2 separate regions of the Homo sapiens genome follow, and region 2 is linked to region 1. A link is an interaction called in ENCODE POLR2A ChIA-PET data of the cell type or tissue named here. Cell type or tissue: B cell. All regions are shown on one strand. Links, peaks and the distances in the headings refer to the core of each region. The heading gives the core; the rest is flanking DNA. Region 1 overlaps PIK3C2B (phosphatidylinositol-4-phosphate 3-kinase catalytic subunit type 2 beta). Region 2 overlaps MDM4 (MDM4 regulator of p53).

Evidence for each region. Peaks named below come from ENCODE experiments on the same cell type or tissue, not always from the same donor. Only the 100,000 strongest peaks of a DNase experiment are listed, where the experiment ranks them.
Region 2: POLR2A ChIA-PET joins it to region 1 with 17 read pairs; 14 of 35 experiments call an interaction of 5 or more read pairs at or near these places.

Annotation. Positions count from the first base shown.
Region 1 is chr1:204,463,989-204,469,357 of GRCh38, forward strand. PIK3C2B (phosphatidylinositol-4-phosphate 3-kinase catalytic subunit type 2 beta) reads right to left here. Exons shown (of 33, transcript NM_001377334.1): 2 at 4,882-5,369; 3 at 1,231-1,331; 4 at 462-616; 5 at 24-144. Among named protein-coding and RNA genes, the nearest start is that of PIK3C2B, 28 kb to the right of the region's middle. RefSeq lists an enhancer at 4,164-4,991. In B cell, for the core only: no CTCF peak of the experiment used is centred there; DNase peaks (open chromatin) are centred at 539 and 2,183; H3K4me3 peaks cover 316 bases; H3K27ac peaks cover 4,479 bases.
Region 2 is chr1:204,519,273-204,524,641 of GRCh38, forward strand. All of the region lies in intron 1 of MDM4 (MDM4 regulator of p53), which reads left to right. Among named protein-coding and RNA genes, the nearest start is that of MDM4, 5.6 kb to the left of the region's middle. RefSeq lists an enhancer at 5,121-5,369. In B cell, for the core only: no CTCF peak of the experiment used is centred there; DNase peaks (open chromatin) are centred at 2,139, 3,069, 3,415 and 4,789; H3K4me3 peaks cover 2,758 bases; H3K27ac peaks cover 4,539 bases.

The sequences.
Region 1 (5,369 bases), core at 106-5,105:
CTACCTCCCACCCATTCACTCACTTCTGCAGGAACTCCTCCAGCCCGCAGGGCTTTAGCACAAAGTCACCCACGTCCACATTCCTCAGGTCATCATGGGTGTAGCACAGGGTCTGGTAGATAAGCAAGTCTACAGTGGAGGAACCTGTGAAGGGTAAGGTAGGGGGAGCAATCATGATGGATGTCAAGGCAGATGGGTCTCAGTTTCCCCACCCTGATCCCCCTTTCCAGCTAAGTATTCTCCAGCACCATCACCAACCAGATAAAGCAGGCAAGTAGTTCAGAGTTGAGGAAAGTGACTGTACTAGAATGCTGGCCCCATAGCCAGCCCCTCACCCCCAAAGGAGCATCCTCACTGCCCTTCATCTGGGCCACAAGATGAGGTGGAAATCGAGTCAAAACACAGTCATCCCCACCCCACTTCAAGGGATGCTCACATCCTCTCCCCCCTCACTAACTTACAGTTGCAGGTGAAAGTGAGTGCCTCTTGAAGCCTGTCACACAACACAGTCACCTTCAGGTTGACCTCATCCCCGAGGTGCTCTGGGCTAGGGGTGACAGCACTCCAGACATAGCCAGTGAGGAAGTAGTCTTGGATGTCAGAGCCAGATCGAAGGCTGTACAGGAAGAAAAAAAACCCTCACTGTGCCTTTAGAAGAGAGTAGTCAAGAAGACATCTGTTGGGAACCTCATGCTCTGAGGCTCAAGAGCCCCTCTGTCCCCACTCAGCCCAGCCCTCCAAATTTGCAGGCCAGGATGGGGGCAGTGGGGTAGCAGCTCTGAGAAACCCCCTTCTTGACACTTCTCTTATAATTGCAAAATGTTTCCCACCATTGAACAGTACAAATAGTTCTAAAATGACAAAGCTTTCCATGCTAAGTTTAATGGAAAATTTTTTATGAATCCATTTCCTTTCTCTTTTAGTTCCAGATAACACTCTTATCGCCAGCTGGGGTGCATTTGCTCTTAAGGGCAACTGAGGGTCAGACTCTAGAGTGATCAGGATACTTTGACCATTCAATGGAGGTTTCATGAATTTTGCTAAAAATGTGAGACTTCTAAGATTTCAAAAACCCTGCAGACACTTGTTGTAGGAAGCATTTTCATAGCTATGAACTGAGATTTACTTATTATGGTGCTTCTTCCCTCCTAAAGAAAGTTTGGAAATGGATGGCCCCCCTCCCCATCCCCCATAGCCCTCCCAAATCCCACCCCATTCTTTAACTCTTACATATCCAGCATGTGGCAAAATGCAGCAACCTCCTCATCTCTCTCTTCTGAGACCTCAAACAACTCATGGCCATTGGCAACAGTGTGGGGCCGGGAGCCCACCTTTAAGAGAAGAGCAGACGACTCAGTGCCTTTTTCCTCGTGGTGTCCCCTCCCTATGAGGTACTCCAGACCTAAACTCAAACTCTAGATGAAAAGACTTTCTAGTCACTCGACATCCAATGAAAGGGGCACAAGAACATATGGGACATCCGGGAATACATGTATCTGCTGTCCTAGGAGACCAGGAGCCAAGTTGAAGAAGGAGGCGAAGCTCTGGCTGAGATGGACAAGAGTGTGGCCAAAGCCACTTCAGGAGGGGACAGTCTGATAAGCGTGAGGCAGCCAGTAAGGCAATCCAGTGCTGTTGGGCCTCTCCTGCAACACGGGCTTTCCGGGGGATTCTCCCAGAGGCGTGACAGGGAGCAGAGCAGACAGCTGTTTTTCCCAGCCCCTCTACTGAGGCTAGAGCAGGTGGGCGGCCCAAATGGTGCCCAGGGAAGCTTGGCCCTGGTCTAAAGCCTCAATATCCACAAGCCCCATGGACCCAAAGCAGAGAGAGACCCAGAACCCTTAGATAGAGGAGATGACTCAGACACATGTGCCTTCTGGGTAAATGCTATTTGAGGAAGAAAGCGTCAAAGCAGTGGTCTGGGCAGGGGAGGACCTGGTAGAAGCTTGGCTCCTCTGGCTTCCGAGTCAGCCGGCTCTGAACGGCCGGAATGTCAGGGAGCCTGCCTTGGCCCCACTTCCTCTCTCAAAATACGTGTGTGGTGGTAGGATTCTCAGACAAGGTCCCAAACGGTCTCCCATCCCAGAGCTGCTTTCAGTCACCCAGGAGGGTTCCTAAAGAAGCCCCTAGCAAGGCCTGTAGCCCAGCCCTAGGGAGAAGGAAGTGAGGGGGAGGGAGAGCTGGTGCATGACAGGTTTCTGCCTGAGGGGTCTGCTCAGGGCAGCCTGGGAGGCCACACCAGGGACGAGGCTTCAGCTCAGATGGAGATAAGGCCGGCATGTGGTTCCAACAGCTGTTTCTGGCGGGAGTCTAGCTCCGGCCTGTGCACATAGCAACGCCTCACATCTCTCACCCAACCTCTTGGCTACTCTCAAGTCCTCTCTGCCTCTTGGGGCAGATGACAGCAACTGAGCTCCTCATTTGAATATCCAGACTGTTTCCTCTGGTTGACCCTCTCTTGTTAGGCTTGCTCCCCTGGGTGTGCATGGGCGGCGGGGGGTGGGGGTGCACAGAGGGGAGGGCAGCAGTGGGGACAGTTGGCATGTGAGGCCCTGGCTCTGCCAAGTTCGTGCCTGTGTCCCAGTCAAAACAATAGCACCACTGTCAGCAATTAACCCACAAGAGAAAGGAGAGAGAGAGGAAGAAAAAGAGAAAGAGAGAGAGACAGTGGGGGGAGGGAAGAGAAGGCAAGAGAGGGAGAGAACAGAGTGGTCACTGAAGGCCACTCTCATGTCCTTTCTGTACCACTCACTGGCACCATAAGAAAACAAAAGCCACTTACGTTTGCCCAGCTGGCAGGCCCTGGTGGCATCACCCGATGCTGGCTGGGGGAGTCTGCCGGGCAGAGGCTGGCAGCAGGGGTATCAGGCTGGCATTTGGAGCCAGCCAGTTCCAGAGCTGGCTCCGCTGGCCTGGGATAAGGAGGTTCCCTCTGGCTGGAAGCCCGACGAAAGCGGGGCGGTGGTATAGGCCGAGGGCCCAAGGGGTCCCCCCTCCCAGCAGGCTGAGCCCCTGCAACAAGCTGAGCCGGGGAGGACCAAGGCCGCATTTCCCCACTCAGAACTGGCAAGAGCTTTTTGCTTTGTGTCCGCTTCTTCAAGGAGATTCTGGGCTGAGCTCTGTCTCAGAACTCTGATGACATGCAGGGGATGGGGAAGGGTGAGGGAGTAGGGGAGGCAGGAGAGAGAAGGAGTGACAGAGGTGACCACCTACCAGGGTGCCCTGACTCAGTGAGCAGGCCCAGCTGGGTGTGAGGAACTCAGAGCTGGGAACAGGAATCTCCCAGTCCCTATAAATAGCGGGAACAGCCCCACCTCTCAGAGCAGGGCCTTTAAAAATCCCTGAGCTCTAGGGATGTGGCTTATCCCAGGAGCTGATTCTGCTTTTGGGGGGACTCTCTTAGGAGAAGCGGAGGAAGGAAGAACTGTGTAGCTCTTCAGAGTTGGGAAGGTTCCCAAAGGCTAGACACAAGGTGGGAAAACCCCAGTGCCCCTTAAACAATGGCTAAGGAGGAAACCAGGACAGAATGAAGTAGAATGCTAAGCTGTCACAGAAGGCATCAGCAGCCAGGGGCATTGGCTTACACCTGTAATCCCAGAACTTTGGGAGGCCAAAGTGGACAGATCACCTGAGGTCAGGAGTTCAAGACCAGCCTGGCCAATGTGGTGAAACCCCGTCTCTACTAAAAATACAAAAATTAGCTGGGCATGGTGGCAGGTGCCTGTAATCCCAGCTACTTGGGAGGCTGAGGCAGGAGAATCTCTTGAACCCGGGAGGCAGAGGCTGCAGTGAGCCAAGATAGCGCCACTGCACTAAAGCCTGGTGACAGAGTGAGACTCTGTCTCAAAAAAAAAAAAAAAAAGAAGGCATCAGCCATGGGGGTGTCACTTGTCTCTTGACTCCTTGCAGCCAGGGTTTCCAGGGACCAAGGATGAAACACAAATAGGCCTTCTGGTCCTACCCAGGAGATGCTGCTGAAGCTCCCCTAAACCAGAAAAAAGATCAGAGCTGCCCTGGCACCTGCCTGGGGGCTTTGACCTAGATAGTTCGCTATTTTACACTATGTACTGATAAAAATAAAACTATTTGTCATACTGCATATTTTTTCTAAATATTTTCATTGTGAGAAGAGAATGAGTAGAGATGAATAATGCAAGGGTTGCACGACAATGTGAATGTCGTCAGTGCCACTGACTGCACACTTCCAAATGGTTACGGTGGCGAATTTTACGTTACGTATATTTTATCACAATAAAGAACAGAGCAGGGAGAGAGAGAGAGAGAAAGGGAGAAGGAGAGGAGGAGACAGAAGGCTTAGGAACGAGAGAGGCCAGGGCTGAATGCTGGCCCTGCTATTGCTTGCTGTGTGGCTTTGGACTATCAGGAAGGGTTGTTGTGGAGATCTGGACCAGGGTCTGGCATTCAGTGGGCACTAAACAAGTGGTTACTATTGTGAATGATCTTCATCGCCACGCAGCGTTTTTGGCAGAGCAGGGCCTCAGAGCAAGCGGAAGCAACTTGCTCCGGTCCAGAGGGCCATTCAGCCAGTCAATAATGAATCCCATAACTCCCAATTCAGTCCTTACATCAGGAAGCAGGCACACGCTAGGAACCAGGATTCCCAAATGCCTGCCCCAGAAGGCCCGTTTTGGCCAAGATACATGAAACCTGGCCCTGAGAAGGAGCCCTCCCTCTACTGGTGTCCACCCCTAATCAAGCCTCCCCTGGACCTCCCCCACCAGGGCCAGGGTCCCAAAGAGGGTAGGAGAGGCCTAAAGGGGTAAGGACTTGGCAGAGTTGGATGTAGAACAGCAGAGACTAGTCCCTGTTTCTGAAGGACATGGAGAAAGGAAGGCAGAAGAAACACAAGAAGGTCCTCACCGGGGCTGCAGAAATCCGGCGGTTCTTGCCAGGCGTCGCATTCTTTCGGTTGCCATAGCGGGAGGCATAGGTGCGGGGGGGCACCTGAGGGGGCATAGTCTTGCTCCTGGCCACGGGTTTTCCAGAGGTGTCTTTGCTGAAGTCCAGCGGCCCTCGGCCCTCCTTCCAGCCCCTGGTGGCATCCCGCAACATCTCCGCATCATAGGTCGATTTCAAGTTGAGCCTAGTAATTGCATCATTGATACCATCATAGTCCACAGACCCCAGTAGGCGCCCCTGACCCCCACCTCCCAGCACCTCTTCCTCTTCTAGGATCCGATGCTCTAGCAGTTTGCCCGGCAATTGTTCGACCAAAGAGAAAGTGTTGATGTCACTGGGCTGGGAGATCTTGGAGGATGAGGGGGACCCCTTTCTGGGAGGCAGGGGAGGGGTATCCCAGATAGAAGCTCGGGGAGGCAGAGGAGGTGGGGATAGTTTCTTGCAAGAGC
Region 2 (5,369 bases), core at 251-5,250, 55 kb after region 1:
GTGGGCGGATCACCTGGTTGGGAGTTCGAGACCAGCCTGACCAACAAAAAGAAACCGCGTCTCTACTAAAAATATAAAGTTAAAGTTAGCTGGGCGTGATGGTGCATGCCTGTAATCCTAGCTACTCGGGAGGCTGAGGCAGGAGAATCGTTTGAACCCAGGAGGTGGAGGTTGCGGTGGACCAGGATCGCTCCATTGCACTCCAACCTGGGCAACAAGAGCGAAACTCCGTCTCAAAAAATATATGTATATGAAAAAGAAAAATACAGTGGTTGGATTAAAGAACATTGGCCTGGCATGGTGGCTCATGCCTGTAATCCCAGCACTTTGGGAGGCTGAAAAGGATTGCTTTAGCTCAGAATTTGAGACTAGCCTGGGGAACATTAAAAAAACTAGCTGGATTAGGTGGTACACGCCTGTAGTCCCAGCTACTCCAGAGGCTAAGGTGGGAGGCTTGCTTGAGCTGGGGAGGTTGAGGTTGCAGTAAGCCATGATCACGGCACTGCAGTCCAGCCTGGGCGACAGAGTGAGACCTTGTCTCAAAACATCTATATCTATTCTGTAATTTATTCCATCTGTAATGTTATGGAATCACAGATGGAATAAATAACAGAACGGATACAACTGAGGAATGAATTAGAATTCTAGAAGGAGAAAATCTAGAACAAAGAAAGAGAAAAATATAAACGAAAAACTAAGAGATAAGAAAGAACTACCATTTTAGGCTGGGCGCGGTGGCTTATGCCTGTAATCCCAGCACTTTGGGAGGCCGAGGCGGGCGGATCACGAGGTCAGGAGATCGAGACCATCCTGGCTAACATGGTGAAACCCCGTCTCTACTAAAAATACAAAAAATTAGCCAGGCGAGGTGGTGGACGCCTGTAGTCCCAGCTACGCGGGAGGCTGAGGCAGAAGAATGGCATGAACCCCGGGGGGTGGAGCCTGCAGTGAGGGGAGATCTCGCCACTGCACTCCAGCCTGTGCGACAGAGCGAGACTCCATCTCAAAAAAAAAAAAAAAAAAATGAATTTTGATATGACAGTAGGAATTAATCTATGTTAGTGGAACAAAATTTCCCAAATTACATGCAACATCCCTGCTTTTTTTTTTTTTTAATAATTAAGAGCAACTAAACTAAAAATACTTTTTAGGAATCCATTTTGATGCAGTAAAATGTATAAAAAGGAAAGCAAGGGAAATGAAAACAATAGGGTTCAGGATGATTATTATTGCAGGAAGGCAGCAAAATGGGATGGGGGATATTATCGTTAAATATAGGTTATGATCAGAGTCTTAGTTTGTGGAAGATTATTGCGTTAAAAATAATCCAGGCCAGGTGTGGTGGCTCATGCCTGTAATCCCAACACTTTCGTTGAGAGAATCACTTGAGGCCAAGAGTTTGAGACTAGCCTGGGCAACATAGCAAAATCCTGTCTCTACAAAAAATAAAAAAATTAGCCAGGAATGGTGGCGCATGCCTGTAGTCCCAGATAATCAGGAGACTGAGGTGGGAGGATTACTTGAGCCCAGGAGGTCGAGGTGGCAGTGAGCTATGTTTGTGCCACTGTACTCCAGCCTGGGTGACAGAACAATACCCTGTCTCAAAAAAATTATGAAAATAAAAAGGTAAAAATAAGTAAAATGGGCCATGTGTGGATGAATAATCAGCATATGTCTTGAATAAAAGAGTTATGATTAATTCTGTGTACTTGAGGTCTAATGGGAAAAAATGCTGCTAAACGGGGATGTTAGTGCTTGTCTGAGTTTGAAATCTTGACTCCAACAACTTACTCATTGGGTGATCTTGGACAAATAACTTCTGTTTCTCTTTCCTGATCTGTAAAATAAGGATAATAGCTACATAATAGGGCTGTTTTGGTATTAAATGGGTTTATATGTATGCCTGGTACATAATAGGCTTGATGAGTCCTTACCATTTGTTTCAATTATCTAATGCTATGGAATAAACCACCCCAAAACTTAGTGAGTTGAAACAGTCATTTTATTTATTTTTCATTCAGTGGGATGATAGGCTGAGTTGGATAGTTCTTGTGGTTTTGTGGTTTGTCATGCAGCTGTTAAGTCAGGTGCAGCTGAGGCTGGAACGTGTGTGATGCTTTGTTTTGTTTTCTTTCTTTTTTTTAAGGACACCTCGAGACCGTTGAGTAAGTGCTTTGTTGTAGTCAGGTGGCAACTGGGGCTGGAAGATGTGTGGTGCTTTGGAGGGTATGGCTAAGAGTCTGGGCTCAGCTGGGCAACTGCACCTCCCTCTCCTTGTAGCCTTTTTGTGTAGTCTCCAGTAGAGTAGCCAGATTTCAAGCACCTCCAAAAGTACAAAACATGAGCCTGCCAGGCCTGGAATTGTCACATTATCACCTGCTGCATTCTATTTATTAAGTCATAGGGCCAGTTAGGGAGCGTGGTTCATTGGGAGCCATTTTTGGAAACGGTCTGCACATTATAATTAATGTTTCTATCTACCATGTTGCTCTACCATGTATGTAGTTGTCAGATTTAGACACTGGAAATGTATAAATAGACAGTTACAAATTCCTGTCCACTTGTAGCTTATATTTTACATAATAAATAATTAAAATATGTAGTGTTTTGGTTGGTAAAAAGGTTGGTAGGGAAAAATAAAGCAGGGAAGGAGATAGGGAATACAAGCGGTTGGGAGTTTTAGTTTTAAAAATGGGTGTTCATATGAGGCCTTGTTGACAAACTGTCATTTGAGCATAGACAAAAAGAAGGATAAGAATTAGAGGGCAGGCTAGGAGTGGTGGCCCATGCCTGTAATCCCAGGGATTACAGCACTTTGGGAGGCTGAAGCAGGAGGATCACTTGAGCCCAGGAGTTTGAGACCAGCCTGGGCAACATAGCAAGACCCCGTCTCTACAAAAAATAAATTAGCTGGGCATGGTGGCATGCACCTGTAGTCCCAACTACTTGGGAGGCTGAGGTGGGAGGACTGCTTGAGCCCAGGAGGTTGAAAGGCTGCAGTGAGCTGTGATTGTGCCACTGCACTCCAGCCTGAGTGACAGAGTGAGACTCCATCACACACACACAAAAAAAGCAAATGAGGAAGTAGGTGATGAGATCAATAGCCACCCATTAAAAGCCAGGTTTTAAATTTTTTTTTTTTTTTTGAAACAATCTTGCTCTGTCACCAGGCTGTAGTGCAGTGGCACGATCTCGGCTCACTGCAACCTCCGCTTCCCAAGTTCAGGCGATTCTCCTGTCTCAGCCTCCCGAGTAGTTGGGACTACAGGCGTGTGCCACCACACCTGGCTAATTTTTGTATTTTTAGTAGAGACGGTTTCACCATTTTGGCCAGGATAGTCTTGATCTCTTGACCTCATGATCTGCCTGCCTCATCTGGGGAGTACAATCCCAAAGTGCTGAGATTATAGGCGTGAGCCACCATGCCTGGCCCACTTCTGAATTTTAAATTGTGCTTGTTTCCTATTTGACTTATTTTATAGCAAAGTAAGGTAATGGGAGAGGGAGGAATTTATACTTGATTACAGCTATAAGCCTTTTCAGAAGCATGAGGGATCTTGTTATCTTCAGCCAGTGTATTTACTGATTGTCTTTTTTTTTTTTTTTTGAGATGGAGTTTCACTCTTGTAACCCAGGTTGGAGTGCAATGGTGCGATCTCAGCTCACTGCAACCTCCGCCTCCCAGGTTCAAGTGATTCTCCTGCCTCAGCCTCCTGAGTAGCTGGGATTACATGCATGTGCCACCACGCTCGCCTAATTTTTGGAGCTTTAGTAGAGACGGGGTTTCACCATGTTGGCCAGGCTGGTGTTGAACTCCTGACCTCAGGTGATCCACCTTCCTCAGCCTCCCAAAGTGCTGGGATTACAGGCATGGGCCAGCGTGCCCGGCTGATAGTCTTAAAAAAATTTTTTTTTGTCCAGACGTGGTGGCTCATGCCTGTAATCCCAGCACTTTGGGAGGCTGAGGCAGGCGGATCACGAGGTCAGGAGATCAAGACCATCCTGGCTAACATGGTGAAACCCCGTCTCTACTAAATACACAAAATTAGCTGGGCGTGGTGGTGGGCGCCTGTAGTCCCAGCTACTCGGGAGGCTGAGGCAGGAGAATGGTGTGAACCCAGGAGGCGGAGCTTGCAGTGAGCCGAGATCATGCCACTGCACTCCAGCCTGGGCGACAGAGCGAGACTCCACCTAAAAAAAATTTTTTTTTTTTTTTTTTTTTTTTTTTTGCGACAGGGTATCGCTTTGTCACCCAGGCTGGAGTGCAGTGGCACAGTCTTGGCTCACTGCAACCTCCACCTTGCCAGTTCAGGTGATTCTCATGCCTCAGCTTCCTTAGTAGTTGGGACTGCAGGCTCGTGCCATGCCCAGCTAGTTGTTGTATTTTTAGTAGAGACAGGGTTTTGCCCTGTTGCCTAGTCTGGCCTCTGTTAGAAATAAATTTTCGAAGCTGCAAATGAATATCACTCAAACATAAATTTAATTTTCTCAGCAAGGCAATTTTACTTCTATGGAAGGGTGCATCTCACGGATGGAGCAATGGTGAGAGCACACCTGAACAAGGGAGGGGAAGGGGTTCTTATCCCTGACGCAGGTAGCCCCTACTTCTGTGTTGTTCCCGTATTGGCTAGGGTTGGACCGCACAGTCTAAGCTAATACTGATGGGCTATTTTAAAGAGAGCAGGGGTATGAGCTGGAGTGGCTGGGCGAGTAGTATGGCGGGAAGAACAGTTACAGAACAGGTGACTCAGGATGACTCAGGTCAAGGGAGGTGACCAGGAGTGACTCAGGATGGAGCAGGTGATAGAAGCTAGGAGGGGGTTGTTTACTGAAACGAGGGGCAAGGAGATGAAGAGAATGAGGAAGTTAAACTTTTAAAGTTTTAAATGAAGAACAAAGAACAGGGGAGCTGAACATACAGATACATTGGTTTTTTGGAGAGCATCTCAGAACTCATTGTACTTAACAATTTACAGGCTAAAACCTTTGAAGAGGAATTTATTAAATCCTACATCTCAAACTCCTGACCTCAGGTGATCTGCCCATCTTAGTCTCCCAAACTGTTAGGATTACAGGCGTGAGCCACTGCACCTGGCCTATTCTAGTCGCCATTTACCCTTTCCCTGATGTGGCTTGTTAGTCATCAGTTTTAATAATTGTTGCCTTTTGTTAGAAAAAGGCATAAATGAAGGTTAACTTAAGTTTATTTAAAAATCTATTTTCCGGCTGGGCATGGTGGCTCACGCCTGTAATCCCAGCACTTTGGGAGGCTGAGGTGGGCGGATCACGAGGTCAGGAATTTGAGACCAGCCTGACCAACAGGGTGAAACCCCGTCTCTACTAAAAATACAATAATGAGCTGGGCGTGG